Linked DNA regions of Homo sapiens: regions 2 and 3 are each linked to region 1. Evidence: read pairs that join two places in POLR2A ChIA-PET (ENCODE). Cell type or tissue: K562. All regions are shown on one strand. Region 1 overlaps BCOR (BCL6 corepressor). Region 2 has its middle 6.1 kb from the start of LINC03099. Region 3 has its middle 140 kb from the start of LINC03099.

What was found. ChIA-PET counts read pairs that join two places held together with the same protein. Peaks named below come from ENCODE experiments on the same cell type or tissue, not always from the same donor. Only the 100,000 strongest peaks of a DNase experiment are listed, where the experiment ranks them.
Region 2: POLR2A ChIA-PET joins it to region 1 with 5 read pairs; 8 of 35 experiments call an interaction of 5 or more read pairs at or near these places.
Region 3: POLR2A ChIA-PET joins it to region 1 with 5 read pairs; 1 of 35 experiments calls an interaction of 5 or more read pairs at or near these places.

The regions. Positions count from the first base shown.
Region 1 is chrX:40,082,279-40,084,778 of GRCh38, reverse strand. The region is part of intron 1 of BCOR (BCL6 corepressor); the gene reads left to right. Among named protein-coding and RNA genes, the nearest start is that of BCOR, 14 kb to the left of the region's middle. RefSeq lists a silencer at 918-987. In K562, no CTCF peak of the experiment used is centred here; a DNase peak (open chromatin) is centred at 1,538; H3K4me3 peaks cover 1,434 bases.
Region 2 is chrX:40,255,546-40,258,045 of GRCh38, reverse strand. No RefSeq gene overlaps it. Among named protein-coding and RNA genes, the nearest start is that of LINC03099, 6.1 kb to the left of the region's middle. In K562, no CTCF peak of the experiment used is centred here; no DNase peak of the experiment used is centred here.
Region 3 is chrX:40,401,810-40,404,309 of GRCh38, reverse strand. No RefSeq gene overlaps it. Among named protein-coding and RNA genes, the nearest start is that of LINC03099, 140 kb to the right of the region's middle. In K562, no CTCF peak of the experiment used is centred here; a DNase peak (open chromatin) is centred at 949.

The DNA of each region.
Region 1 (2,500 bases):
ATACTAATGATAGCTGTTGTTATTAGCCTTACGGTATAGCTTGTTCCCTTCGGTGGTGGTGGTGGTGGGGGGGGGTGGCGGCGACGGCGTTTGTGTTTTACTCCTACAAAGCCCTGGTGGAAACAAAAGTGCATTGACACAGCCTTTGGAGGCATGGTGTGGAACATTTATTCTGGATTTGCCCCCAGGTTGTGTAGATTCCCAAGTGGGGACCCAGTTCTGCAGGGACTAGATCAAAGGGGGCAAGTGGTTTCTTTTTGCGTGGAGGGAAGATAGTAAGGAGGGATTCCTGGCTTTTGACTTGGGTTTCTGTTGCCGGGTGGCCTCCTGTGAAGGGACACCTGTTTCTAAATTTGCCCTCTCTTGAATACACACGTGGTTTCCTGACTCCCCGTGTGGCAAAACCATGAAGGAAAGTGAAAAGAACAAAAAGCCGGTGGGGTGGCCTGGACAGATTATCCGGGGAGACGGGCAAGTGTCCCCCGTTGGCCTGTGAGAGAGAGGTTGGGGGCACCTGACCCCGGGCCATGGGCTCTGCCTGGAGGAGGGGAGTGTAGCGGACAATCCAGGTTCGGCAGCGACCCTCAGGGTCAACCCCTGCAGATTCCACCCCGGACCCCAACGCCCGAGATTCGCACCCCTCCCACGTTACAGTAGGCGACGCTTGGCTCACATCTTTGTAAGGGGAAGCGTCCAGAGGAGCAGCGCTCTAGTATGATCGGAAGGGAACCCAGAACGATGGCGAGGAGGGGTCTGCCGTGCCCATTCCCCGGGTGGGCTCGGCGGCGTTTCCCGGGAGGTCTCGGATTCTCCCTGCGCCCACCCAAAGTTTCTTTTCGTCAGATTCGTTGATGGGGAGAGAAGGTGCGGCGGGGCCTCGGGAAGGGGCACCATGGAGAGCGTGCCAGGCCGCAGGGTCCGAGGGGTTACCTAGGGTCGGGAACTGGGAAGGTCGGGCCGCCTCCGGGGAGGCTGCTGGAGTTCCTGGAAGGCCTGGCGGGGGCGCGCCGCGAGGGCGTGAGTGTGTGCCGTGGTGCGGCCCCGCGCGCTGGGACCTCCGCCGAGGAGCGGGGAGGAGGAGCGGGCGAGCCCCGAGCAGCACGGGTGTGTGTGGTGGGAGAGAAAATCCCTTTGTTGCCGACCGATCGCGCTCCGGGCTGAAGCGCCTCAGCCCGGGGAGGGGGCGCCCCTCCCCCTTTCTTCTTCGCCGGGGCCAAGTTCACTCCCAGCCCAGGTGGCTCTCCGCTCAGACCCCGACGCCCCGGGAGGAGGCCGGGAAGGTTCTGGGTGCTGGAATGGTCTGGGCCGGCGAGTTTCCCCTTCCCCCTCCCCCTTACTAATGCAAAACTTGGAGGTGTGGGCGGGGACGCCCGTGCTGGCTACGGCTAAGGCTGTGGCTTGGAGTGTGCCAAGAGGCAGCACCTGGGCCGGCTGGATCACTTCCCTCACCCCCAACTCTCTCGGGGGAGGGGGTCGGGAGGGGTGGGACCGGGCCAGCCACCTCCCTCGACCACACCCCTGGAAGCCTGCGGTTTTGCCTCCCAGGGACCTGGGGGGCAGCCTTGGGGTATCTTACTCTCCAGCAGACCCGGAGGACCCATCCCACACTGCACATCCGGAAGAGCTTTTTCTTCTCATCTCCCACTCCCACACACCCCACCCCCACCCCTCACATCCTAAAATAGGAACTTCTTCACCCCTCCCTTCCTTGACACCCGGAGCACAGCGCTGCTGCTGTGACGCAGTCTCTGTTTGGAGCAACCCCAGGAAGGGCTGGCGGGTGGTGAGCTTTGGGCTTCTGTAAAATCTACACAGTTCTGCTGAAGTTCCCTCCCTGCTCTGATCCCCTCTCTGTTGCTGCCTCAGCCTCCCCCGCAGGATGAGGTGGTAGTGCCCCAAAGAAACTGTGTTGTGATTCTGGGGCTTATTACACAGTGTGTTTATTGGAGTCGGGTACTATTTAGCGGGGTTAAACGTGGCCAGCGCCAGCTATTGCCAGGCAAAACTCAAGTCCATAGTGCAGCTTAATCCTTTGGAAAACACAGTGCCAAATATTTACAGAGGGGACCAAGGTTGGAGAGGTTCAGCCACCTGCCCAGAGACACGCGGTGAGTGAGGGTGGGAGCCGGGAGGCTGTGGTGACCATGTTCTCCACAGAGAACCAGCCATGCAGTAGCGAGACCCCTCCCCTGAAGAGTCCTCTGCCAGAGGACCCCAGCACACTGGCTGGGAATGCCTGCCTGGCCACCTGAGCTGGAAGCCCTTGCGAACCTCTCCAGTTCTTCTGGCTGTTAACTGCTGGATAGCTGCCGGTGGGGGCAAGGGGAACCTAGTGAGAGAGATCCCAAGAAAAGACCCCGAGATGGGCCACCCTCAATGCCTGTGTGGACAGCAGGGAGGCGTGAGCAGAGTTAGTTTGGTGGCCATGCTTTCCAAATTGTCAGTGCCACTTGACAAGTGTAATGTGCAGACTTTTAACTGATCGGCGCCTCAAGGGTGG
Region 2 (2,500 bases), 170 kb before region 1:
TGGGCAATATGGTGAAACCGTGTCTCTACTTAAAAAAAAAAAATACAGGCCGGGTGCAGTGGCTCACACCTGAAATCCCGGCACTTTGGGAGGCCAAGGCAGGCGGATCACTTGAGGTCAGGAGTTCAAGACTAGCCTGGTGAATGGTGAAACTCCGTCTCTACTAAAAATACAAAAAATTAGCCGGGTGTGGTGGTGGGCGCCTGTAATCCCAGCTACTCGGGAGGCTGAAGCAGGAGAATTGCTTGAACCCAAGAGGCAAAAGTTGCAGTGAGCTGAGATTGCACCATTGCACTCCAGCCTGGGTGACAGAGCGAGACTCCATCTCAAAAAAAAAAAAAAAGAAAGAAAGAAAGAAAAAAAAATACAAAAACACTAGCCAGGCATGGTGGCATGTGCCTGTAGCCCCAGCTACTTCAGAGGCTTCGGCGGGAGAATCACTTGAGTCTGGGAGGCAGAAATTGCAGTGAGCCGAGATCGTGCCACTGTACTCCAGCCTGGACAACAGTGTGAGACCCTGTCTCAAAAAAAAAAGAAAGAAAATAAATAAATAAAATGGAGGCCGGGCAAGGTGGCTCATGCCTGTAATCCCATTATTTCGGGAGGCTGAGATGGGAGGATCACTAGAGGCCAGGAGTTTGAGACCAGCCTAGGCAACAAAGAAAGATCCTCCATCTCTACAAAAAAAAAAAACTTAAAAAAAAAATTAACTGGGTATGGTGATGCATGCCTATAGTCCCAGCTACTATAGTCCCAGCTACTCAGGAGGCTGAGGTGGGAGGATCATTTGAACCCAGGAGTGCCAGGTTGCAGTGAGCTATGATCAGCCTGGGTGACAGAGGGAGATCCTGTCTCAAAAAAGAAAAAAAAAAAAAGGAAAAGAAAATGGGGAGCTGATGAGAGTTCTAATACTGGTGTTTCAGCCATACCAAGGCCTAGCCACCCAAGTCCCCAAGGTCAGGACTTGCCCTACCCTCCAAGCCCAGTAATGTATGCACTTTCTTTTATTTCTCATTAAGGACACATGAATAAAAAGCATGAAAGCTTCTGTATGTATCCTTAAAATAGAAGGATTTAAAGAGTTTTGTTTTTTTTTTTAATGCTAAAATGGTAGAAAGGGCCAGGCGTAGTGGCTCACGCCTGTAATCCTAGCACTTTGGGAGACCAAGGCCGGCCGATTACTTGAAGTCAAGAGTTCAAAACCAGTCTGACCAACATGGTGAAACCCGTCTCTACTAAAAATACAAAAAATTAGCCGGGCGTGGTGGCATGCACTCCTAGTCCCAGCTACTCAGGAGGCTGAGGCAGGAGAATTGCTTGAACCCGGGAGGCAGAGGTTGCAGTGAGCCAAGATTGTGCCATTGCACTACAGTCTGGGCAAAAGAGCAAGACTCTATCTCAAAAAAAAAAAAAAAAAAAAAGAATGGTAGAAAGAGAAAAAGAATAACACAGGGCTCCAAAGTCATAAAGGAAAAGATGGACAGATGTGACAACACAAAACTTTGCAACCAAGTGTGGTGACTCATGCCTGTAATCACAAGACATTGGGAGGCTGAGGTGGGAGGATCACTTGAGGCCAGGAGTTCGAGACCAGCCTGGACAATATAGCAAGAACACTCTTTAAAAAAACAAAACAAACAAAAAACTCCTGTGCAACAAAAATACATCATCAACCAGAGGTTGCAAACTGCTGTCCTGCAAATGCAACCCAGCCCAAACAGGTGGTGTCTTTTATAGTGCTTACAAATTTTTGAACGAGTTGCCAGGGTTTTTAAATTGGAATTTTTGGCTGGGCATGGCGGCTTACGCCTGTAACCCCAGCACTCTGGGAGGCCAAGACAGGCAGATCGCCTGAGGTCAGGAGTTTGAGACCAGCCTGGCCAACATGGTGAAAACCCATCTCTACTAAAAATACAAAATTAGCCAGGCGTTATGGCGGGTGCCGGTAATCCCAGCTACTCCGGAGACTGAGGCAGGGGAATTGCTTGAACCGGGAGGCAGAGGTTGCAGTGAGCCGAGATCACACCACTGCAATCCAGCCTGGTTGTCAGAGCGAGACTCCATCTCAAAAAAAAAAAATTGGAAATTTTCCTGTAAAAACCCGTATATACGGCATCTCCTGAAAAATCAGAAGATTTGGCACACAGGTTTCCACCTTCCCACCCAGCAGTGGTTGGCTGGAGCCCAGGAGGGGCTGCCAATCCTAGACAGTTGCCCTCCACACCTGCTTCACTTATTTGTGCTGCTTGCCCAAGATTTGCCATAAACAAAAGGAATAAACAAAAGATACTTCAGGAGACTACATTTGCTACACATCCTACAAAAAGTGAATATCCATTATATATAAACAAGAAACAGGCAAACAGTTCAATAGAAACATGGGGAAGGGGAGACTATAAACAGGTAAGTCATAGAAAAAGAAATGCAAATGCGCAATAAACATGAGAGATGCTCAACTGACGGGTGACCAGAAAAATGCCAATGAAATTGAGAGGATCCT
Region 3 (2,500 bases), 320 kb before region 1:
GTTTCACCACTATTAGCCACAATCGGCTCCTGTGGTCTATTATAAATATATCCTGATCATAATAGATACCAGGCATATAGCAGTTTATAGGTGTGAGAAGACAGATCAGTGCCAATCACTTCAAACTAGTATCCTCTCCTTCATCTTCTTCTTTTTTCAGGGTCAAAGCACAGAACGGAGTTGTAAAAGCCTGTATTAGACTATGAGGGCTGCTGCAACGAGGTACCACACACTGGGAAGCTTAAACAACAGAAATTTATCTTCTCACAGTTCTTATGGCTGGAAATCCTAGATTGAGGTGTCACAGGGTTGGTTCCTTCTGAGGCCTCTGACCTTGGCCTGCATGTGGCCTTCTTATCATTGTGTCTTCACATGGTCTTTCCTTTGTGTACGTCTGTGTCCTCATCTCCTCTTTCTTTTGTTTTTGTTTTCGCTTTAGTTTTTGTTTTGTTTTTTAAGACTGCAGTCTCCAACTCCCTGCCTCAGCCTTCCGAGTAGCTGGGACTCTAGAAGCACACGATCATGCCCGGCTAATTTTTAAATTTTTTGTAGAGACAAGATCTTGCTATGTTGCCCAGACTGGTCTTGAACTCCTGGCCTCAAGCAATCCTGCAGCCTCAGCCTCCGAAAGTGGTGGGATTACAGGCGTGAGCCACCGTGCCTGGCCTCCTATTCTTATAAGGACACCAGACATAGTGGATCAGGGTCCAGTATAAAGACCTCATTTTAATTTAATCACATCTTTAAGGGTCCTGTCTCCAAATACAGTCACATTCTGAGATCCCAGGGCATAGGACTTGAACATCTGAATTGTGGTGGGGGACATGATTTAGCCAATAACAGGGCCCAAACCATAGATCTTCAGAAGGCAGAAGACAGCCCCAGCTTGCCCTGAACAATCTGCTCAGTTAGCGCTTCCAAGCTGCGTTCAGTTCTGAGTCATCAGGCAGTGTCATCAAAGGCCCCAAGCCTCCTTCAGATCAGCCAGTAATGCTAAGCAGTCCTGGCAAGGGGAACCCGAATCATGGCAGGAGAATTACAACCTTCAGCGGGAGAGGGAAAAGCCCTCAGCTCCTTAGCGCTGGCAGCAGAAACCCTTTTGGCTCTATTTTAAGAAACCTTCAAGCACGTGGGGCTTCCTCCCCAGAGAGGACACCCTGGCCTTGCATGGAGGCGTTTCTTGGCTCAGGGCAGGCTCAGGGTACCACCTCCGGTGCCACCTAAGCTATAGCCCCTCAAGCTCTGAGCCGCACTTCATCTGCATGGTCTCAACACCCGCCAGCCCTGCTCTGATTAAAGCGTTGCCAGCATTTCCACTCTACGATTTTGTTAATGTTTAACATCCACTGAGGTGGCCTCTATCCATGCTGAGCTGCCTGCCTGGGTGGTCCAAGTTATCTCCACCAGGACCAATTAGTTTGCTACCTTAGAGGTCTGGATATGATCTGGATCATTACTGGTCACCATTGGTGGTTGCAAGCAGGGGAAGTAGGGGGAGAGGGAGAGAGGAGGGAGCTCTTGGCCCTGGGTAAAGCTTGAGCAGCATCCTGGTCGCCCATAGAAAGCTGAGACGTATCAGCCAGCATTGTGACTCAGCTGTCATTTTGAGGAGTGAGTAGTATGTGCGCCCATCTCTGTGCTAGGAACTTGACATATGACCCCAATCTTCACAGCATCGTTGAGAGGTGAATATTATTATCCTCATTTTATACATAAAGCAAATGGAGCTCAGGGATGTTAAGTGACTTATCTAAGGTCACAGGGCTTGTTATGGCAGAGCCAGGATTCAAACTCCAGGCTTTACAGTAACAAAACCGACTTCAAGTGTTTTTTGTTTGTTTGTTTGTTTTTTGAGACGGAGTTTCACTCTTCTCGCCCAGGCTGGAGTGCATTGGTGTGACCTCGGCTCACTGCAACCTCTGCCTCACGGGTGCAGGCGATTCTCCTGCCTCAGCCTCCTGAGTAGCTGGGACTACAGGCGCCTGCCGCCACGCCCGGCTAATTTTGTATTTTTAGTAGAGATGGGGTTTTGCCATGTTGGCCAGGCCGGTTTCAAACTCCTGACCTCAGGTGATCCGCCCGCCTTGGCCTCCCAAAGTGCTAGGATTACAGGCATGAGCCACCACGCCCGGCCTCAGGTGTTTTTTCCATTAGCTCATGCAGCTTCTCACCAGTCCACTCCCACACAATGTCATCCGGAAAGGAATTGAGAAACTATTGAGTCTAATTCCTTTATTTTGCAGAAGAACATTATGGCACACACTGGAATGGCCACCCCTAAACCATTCACAGTCCTCTTTTCCTTTGTCTTCTACCATAGAAACTGGAAAGTTAAAATGCTCCTCTTCCTAGACTCCCATGCAGCTGGGCAGAGGACACATGTGTCTCAGTTCTGGTCAATGATCTATAAACGAAACTCACAAGTTTGGGGCTTCCAGGTAAAAGAGAACATTTCTCTTTTAAAATACCCTTTGTCCGCAGGGTGCCGTGGCTCACGCCT